2 separate regions of the Homo sapiens genome follow, and region 2 is linked to region 1. Evidence: chromatin contacts called from ENCODE Hi-C or POLR2A ChIA-PET data. All regions are on one chromosome and are shown on one strand. Each heading gives the region's core, a stretch centred on a gene start or an enhancer-like site at or near the end of the contact. The rest is flanking DNA. Distances are from core to core; before and after follow the strand shown. Region 1 has its middle 160 kb from the start of TNFSF18. Region 2 overlaps LOC100506023 (a long non-coding RNA gene).

The links. A loop is a pair of places that touch in the nucleus more often than their neighbours do. ChIA-PET counts read pairs that join two places held with the same protein, here RNA polymerase II (POLR2A). Pooled maps may share reads with other maps.
Region 2: a map with no recorded cell type shows a loop between it and region 1 (9-fold over the local background). The contact joins two enhancer-like sites. A Hi-C loop is called at or near these places in 2 of 168 maps with a recorded cell type or tissue (B cell and IMR-90), 14 of 37 single-sample maps with no recorded cell type and 9 of 50 pooled maps. POLR2A ChIA-PET finds 5 or more read pairs at or near these places in 5 of 52 experiments (AG04449, BJ, Panc1 and 2 more).

Annotation. Positions count from the first base shown.
Region 1 is chr1:172,893,764-172,897,456 of GRCh38, forward strand. No RefSeq gene overlaps it. Among named protein-coding and RNA genes, the nearest start is that of TNFSF18, 160 kb to the right of the region's middle. Within about 2 kb of position 1,593, at least 7 of the 41 ENCODE cell types and tissues checked have a DNase peak (open chromatin) inside an H3K27ac peak, as active enhancers do; they include B cell, where a contact is called at or near this core.
Region 2 is chr1:173,412,707-173,416,399 of GRCh38, forward strand. The region is part of intron 2 of LOC100506023 (a long non-coding RNA gene); the gene reads right to left. It also overlaps a transcript of TNFSF4 not described here. Among named protein-coding and RNA genes, the nearest start is that of PRDX6-AS1, 47 kb to the right of the region's middle. RefSeq lists enhancers at 1,098-1,147, 1,728-1,887, 1,948-1,997, 3,458-3,587, 3,618-3,667. Within about 2 kb of position 1,570, at least 4 of the 41 ENCODE cell types and tissues checked have a DNase peak (open chromatin) inside an H3K27ac peak, as active enhancers do; they include B cell, where a contact is called at or near this core.

The DNA of each region.
Region 1 (3,693 bases), core at 343-2,842:
GGGGCTGAGTGGGGGGAAGGTGTCTTTAGTAGACTCCTGTGAAAATATCTTTAAAAGTCTAGAGAACAAGGAGAGTAAAGCTGACTAACATTCAAAAGGACCTCCTAGCATTCCAAGTAAACAGAAACATCCAGATTTCAGTAAAGATTAAGACGAGACTTTCTGATAAGATTTGATACGTCGAGATCACCTTTGTGGCCAGATAACAATAAAACTCTTTTCCTGCAGTAAACTAACTACCTAGGCTACACAAATAATGTGAGAAATAGTTTCCAAAAATAAATAAAAATACTAAAATATAAATTAACATTTACAAAGAACTGCAACCAAATGACCATTAAACAAATACTTTCTGAAGAAAAGATGTAAAATGAATCAAAACATAAAAATTATAAAACAGTCTTATGATCTTATGATATACATAAATTACCTTTATGTTTAAAAAATCAGTAACTGGAAAGTTGTTATTTTCTGCCAATTTGTGATTTTAACCAATTTGTTTTGGTTTGTAAAGAAAGGGGTGGAAGAATACATAGCAAACGGATAATACTGTCCACTTCAGGGAAAGGATCAGCAAGGGACACAATGTTTTATTCGCTTGTATTGGTTTTCAGCCAATTTATGATTTTAACCAATTTGAGCAATTCAGTTGGATGGAGAAATTTTAGCTGTAAAATCAATACGAGAAAGTTGTTCATTTTCCCCAATGCTGATACAAGATCAAAAGACTTTCACATGCATGATTTCCAAAATGACTCAGTGAAATATAGAAATAAGACCTTAGAGCTGATGATTGACTGGTAGAAGGGGGTTTTCATTCTCTTATCTGGTGTAGCATGCCTTTGGATGTCCCTGTGTTTTAGGGCAGTATAAACAGTATTAATACATGATGACTTGGCTGTTGAACAAAAAGGGCCTGAGATATGGGCAATTGTGTGGTGAGAGGTATTCTTCAAAGACAAGCTCTTCAAGATGATTTCCTGCAGAGAATCCTATCAAGCCTGAATGAACAATGCAAGGGGTGACTGTCTTACAAGCTTCAGCGCAAAACATTTTGGTACCACAGTCTGTGGGTTGTTCACCTGCAGGACAGTAGCAAGGTAAGTCATAATAAAGCACTCTAGTGAAAAAAGAAGTGTCCACACAAGCTGAAGAGCAGATATGGGGTGTGTCAACAACACTGTCATATGATATGTGTTCCAAATTTCTTTGGTGGAAACACAGATGCAAAGATATTAACCGAAAGAGAGAGAAAAAGAGAGAGAGCGCGAGAGAGCGCGAAAGCCAGCTGAAACATTTTTATAGATCATTATGATATTAATTCCCCAGACTCAATACCACCAAAACTAGAAAAGGAAACCTGATCAAATTCTTTGCAAATTCTGAGTCATGAAAAACTTGTGAATAGTACTGTACATTTCAGATTACTAAATTAGAGCTCATCGGAGGATTTATATGACTGGTTACTGGTGAAAAGATCAGAGAATGTCCTTTCATCCATCAGTACTAACTGAAAAGGGAGTCGATTTTTTATAAGCAAAGGCAACAGGCTGAGCCATGTGTATTTCCTGAGGTGTTGCTTTGACATTTGAAAGTGAAACTCGACACTAGAAGCTTAGATGCGTCCGGTGAAAAACAATCTGTGAGCTGTGAAACTGCAAAACAATTCTGTGGATCATTCAGTAAAGTCATTTCTTCCTTTGGTTTCCTTTAACAATAGTACTATGATATTGACAAACTTGCTCTATTTGGGTGTTTTCTTTCTATTTTCTATTCTTTTGAGTGTTAATGAATTAAGGTGTCCATGAAATTAAACTTTTGGTGATAGAAATATAATTATTATAACTTTTATATTTACTAAAACTCTCTGCTTAATAAAATTTATGAAGGTAATGTATGTTTGGTGTAAGTCAAACAAATACAAGTGAATAAAATATTGTCTCCCTTGCTGATCCTTTCCCTGAAGTGGACAATATTATCAGTTTGCTATGTATCCTTCCACACTTATATTTATGTCTATAAAATGTATGTGGATTAATTTGCAAAAATGGCGAAGCATTCTTCTCATCCCTGTAGCATCTCCTTTTTGTAGTGCAGCTTTACTGCTCCTCCCACCAAGGAGTGGAGTCTATTTCTTCACCTTTTGAACTTGGGCTTGGCAGGGATGAATTCCTTTATATCACTGGGACATGACAAACAAAAATGATGACAAATGTGACATTGGGACAACAAATATGATGAAAACCACTTGCCTTGGGGCTTGTCATAATCACCATGGGAATTCTATTGTATCCATAGTTATGCATACAGCCCTCTAAATCATGAAACACAGTAATGTGTTTAAAAAGATTTCTGAAGTCATTGGTTTGAAGGAATAGATCTTGTAACAAGTGTTGTGGGATCTTGGGATATATATGCAATAAAATCTCTGAAATCTTTAGCTATTCACCTGTAAATATATGCTTTATTTTTAAGAGGACAAGAATTGTTATATGAGTCATGTAAGAATATATGATCCCTTTCCTTTAAAGGCTTTTGAATATAGCTGAAAAGATGAAGGTATTACAACACTCGCTTTTCATGTTTTTATACTCTATTCTCCATTTCAGCCAGTGCTCCATTCCCACAAATTTCCAAGTTTCCCATGCTTGCTTCGTCTTCTCATCTTGTAGGGACCATATAGGAGAGTGATGTGATAAATTAATTTACACTAACATGACAGGATTTTATTGGTTATTCTTTTGATGTGTATAATTGCCTTTTAAAAGAAACCTGGAGAGAGACTAACTAGAGCTTAATTGAAAGGCATGAAGTGATAATGATGGAATTTTAGGCCATAAATATCTGAATGTTGAAAGTTTACACCCAATTTCTTCCACCTGTCAGCCTGCCCTTAATACCTTCTTAGATAAAACAGTATTATTCCTTACTCCAGGATTAAATTATATGTAATTTGAGATACAATTTTTTTTATTTTATTAACAGAGGTGATACAAGAGTAGAAGAAATTGTAGTAACATATTTATAATCAGAACTAGGAATATTGACCACTAATGTAGTCAAAATAATTTTTTCATAACTGTCAGGAGAGGGAAAAACCAACATGTGCCTCAACACAAATACTATATACAAATAGTTTAGTATATTGAAGCACTAGAACCAATCAGATCATTTTTCAAGATGTATGCAAAAATTACAATAGCATCAGCTTATTAGTAACAACATTCACAAGACGGTTACTTCACTGCAACTCACCTTAAGCATGGTCAGCTATTATACATGTATAGATGCTTAGGGACCAGTAGTGTTATAGCTAGATAAGATGATTGATTAATTGATTGACCGATACATAGAGAGATAAATAGGACAGAGACTACAGTGAGCTTTATGTATATTCCACTTAAGCCATATAGTCCAATGACCATACATTGGACCTTGATATCACCCACCTGAAATCTCTCCTGAAATCTTTATTTTTCTTTTTTTAATTTTTGTGGGTATATAGTAGGTGTATATATTTATGCAGTATATGAGATATTTTGATATAGGTGTAGAATGCATATTAATCACATTAGGGTAAATGGGGTATCCATCAGCTGAAGCATTTCTCCTTTCTTTGTGTTACAAACAATCGAATTATACTCTTAGTTTTTTAAAAATGTACAATGAATTATTGTTGAATGTAGTCATCCT
Region 2 (3,693 bases), core at 320-2,819, 520 kb after region 1:
AAATTTCCATTAATGGTAACAGAAGTCGGAATAGTGATTATCTTTGAGTGGAGTATTACAGAGAAGGACTACAAGGGGAGGTGCTGGGCTGATGGAAATGATCAGTATCTCAATCTCAGTAATGATTCCACAGATGTATACAACGGATTTTATGTAAAATTCATCAAGTTGTATACTTTGTACACTTTGCAACAGATAAGTTTGAGTTCAATAAAAAAGGGGGTGGGAATCGAGGCTGTTTAGGTCACATACTCACTCCTGCATCCAAGGGAATAGTGTGTTGATTGGCTTGGGACGGGGTCCTATGGCCCATCCTGAGGGCTGAGGATGGAGCCCACCCAGACCAAAAATGGACAGAGGAGGGAATCTCCAAGGGGGATTGAAAAGTATTTGCAGAAGATGAGGAAAAAGATGTTCTAAGGGAGACAACTAATTTCTAATGGTCAGGACAGAGGTGGGCCTTACCTTTAGCAAGTGGAGCTGGAAAATATAGGAGAGAGAGAAAGACAGAGACACAGAGACAGAGAGACAGGGGCAGAGAGATGCAGAGTAACCAGCCGTCGGCTTTCCAATTCTTTGTTCTCACTCCTGTGAGTGAAGCTGCACTTCCTATGTGGGGGTTCTGAAAGGTTTCCCTGTATCTGTGGGGGAACTTGTTATTCTTTTTGACCATCTGGCATTTTGAGCCTGCTTTTAATTGTTTGGGGAAGTTCCCCACCTTATGAATCTTGACAGGAGGCAGAGTTGCCTCCCACTCTCAGTGCTGAAAATGCCAGTGTTCATGATCTAAGCTCAGCCAAGGAGACAGCAGCGCTCCAGAATCACAGAGACCACAGGGCACATCGGTGTGGAGGACTTGGTCATAGAAGAGTCTAGTCCAGCAGTGTCACAGCAGGCCAGTGTTCACAGGGTCAGAGGAGCGAGCAGCAGCAGCCGGCGCCCAGCAGCATAGCCCTGCAGTCCTCACGCCCCATTCTAAGGTGTGACGTTTGGCCCTTTTGCCAGCTGGCAGGCCCCACATCTGATCCTCCATCCTTCCTGCCAATCCTGTACCCCAGTCTATATCCTTTCAATAGTTCCTTTTTGGCCTAAACCAGCCAATCCATGTACACTGCTTGAAACCAGGAATCCTAACTGATAATAACATGCTTTCAGAAAATTCCCCCTTTTAGTTTATACAGAGAAGCAAAGCCTGAATCCAAAAGAATGCTTCTACTGTGTGAATTTTCCACACCATCATATGGTCACAAGGAAGGTGTCTGCTGGCAAAAGACCCTTAACACCCTACAAATCACATGACAGGAGGAAAGGGGGACAAGCCAACGTGTGAATTGCAGTTAGGTCCTCAACTCACCTTATGTTCAGTTCTCATCGTAAACCCACAGGATAGGTATTGTACTAGTGTGCTCAGGCTGCCATCACAAAGTACCACAGACTGGAGGGCTTAAACCACAGACATTTTTATTTTCTCACAGTTCTGGAAGTAAGAAGTCTAAGGTCAAGATGCCAGAAAATTCTGTTTCTGGTAAAACCTCCCTTCCTAGCTTGCAGACGGCCACCTTCTCACTGTGTCTTTGCATGGCCTTTCCTCTGTGTGTGCACAGAGGAAAAGATCTCTGGTATCTCTTCCTCTTCTTACAAGGACACCAGATTAGGGCCCCACCTTCTATGACCTCATTTAACCGTTACCTTCTTGGAGGCCCTGTTTCCAAATACAGTCATACTGCAGGTTAAGTCAATAAATGAATTATTGGGGGACGCAATTCAATCTGTAACAAGTATTGTCTCAATATTGCAAACAAGAAACATGAGGTTAAAGTTCTTGTCCAAGATCTAGATAAAGCCTTGGCACTTTTCAGTCTGCTTATGGTTTTCAGTCTTTCTTATCAAATCTTGGAAATTCAAGCTTCAAAGTATGAAGTAGAAGAAAAGTATGGTGTATCATAGAGCAGTGAGAAATGAATGAACCTGAGATGAAGCCAGTGTGACTGTCTGCCAGTCAGCCCTGGAGCGAGGGGATGGAATAACCCAGATATATCCACTGGCTCCTCTCCAAGCTTCAGCCATGCCATGGCTGGCACATCACTGCCTCGTAGCAGCTTGGGTCCTGTGTTTGGGTCCTGACTCTCATATGACTTTGTGAGTGCTGGCAAAGACTCCCTCCTTGACCAAACTTTAGTCGGGTTCCCTGAAGCCTTCTTCTCAACTAGGCCTTGCCCTTGACCTGATGAGCCAAGTTTTAGCAATGAATCTTGTTAAGTCCATTTACTGAGATTCTCTCACCCTCAACATCCAATCAAGCTCCTCTTCCTCCACCTAATCAAGTTCCTGTTAGTAATTTTCCATCCACTCCCCCAGCGTGCTGATTGGCTGTAAATCCCCCCTTATCCCTGATGTATTTGGGTTTCAATCCTCTCACCTATTGCAATAATCTTGACCCTTACTGCAATAGCCTTGAATAAAGTGTTCGTTGCTGTTTTTCACAGATATCAGGATAATTTTTCTTTAACAGTTTATTAGGGGCAAGACCACGTCTCACATTTCTCCTTACATATCTCCCCAACACATAGTTGTGCCTCAGCTGGTGCACTGTCAAGAGGCAAGTGAGTGGGTGGGAGGATGGGTGACACCTGAAAGTCCCATGGCCTAGCTACAGAGAAAAGTCAAAGAGCACCTTGAAGCCTATGAAGAATGGACAGTGGGATGAGCCTTAGGAAAAGGAAGATAGAAGAGAATAAAGGGAAGAAAACAGAGGGTTCCTAGCAGCATGTCAGACTCAATCGGAACCACCCTTACACTATCAATTTGGGACACTCCAGGAGCAAAGGGCCCCAGTCTTGATGGCCTGAGGGCCCCAAGTCCAAGGGGCAGCACTTGGCAGAGGGACAAACACTGGATAATTATCCTGGCCCTGACTTTGGTGTTCTCAGCTCTGCGACGTTAGGCAAATCAGCTAACCTCTGTGACCCTCAGCCTTTCCATGCATGAAATGACAGTAACAATGGCTCCCTCACAGGTGCAAGTAAGAATGTAAGTGAAACAATTTGTTTTCTTTTTTAGTATGCTTGATATTTACTGAGAAGAATGCAAATGCTCTTTCTAACTGGTATTCAGGAGCTGGGTTGAGGGCCTGTTTTTGTTTGTCTGTTTTGTTCATAGTATTTTTGCCTAAATGTGCGTATCTGTGGGACTGATGAAATTATGAAAGAAAAATGACAGCTGTGCAAAACTGGTGCATGGAAGAAAAGGAATGTCATGATGTGGGACTGCCAGGTCCACCGGGCCTCTGCAGCAAACCGATGGGGCAGGGAGTAGGTTGGGAGCCAACCAGGCCAGAAGATTGGCTCCTTTGGGAGTTGGTGAGCTGTCCAAATCAATGCCCAGGGAGGTAGAGCCAACCCAGGCTCTCCTAGGTTGGTCCTTGTCTCTAAAGGCAGGGTCTGTCGGTGAGATGTGGTGGGTGGTGATAGTGTAGCTCTCTGGGCACATGTAGGCTAAGCAGTGGCAGCAGCTGGGCTGTGGGTGGTCTGCCCAATATGTCACAGATCTCTGGCCTACAGCTGGGGCTCAGAACATGGTCCAAATTTGCAAAGGAGACATCCTGGGCTGGCCTGAGTAGGCAGCAGCGTGGCTTAAAGCAAGTCCCCTGCCCAGAGGCAGGCAAATGGAGCATCTTCCTGAACAAAGACAAGC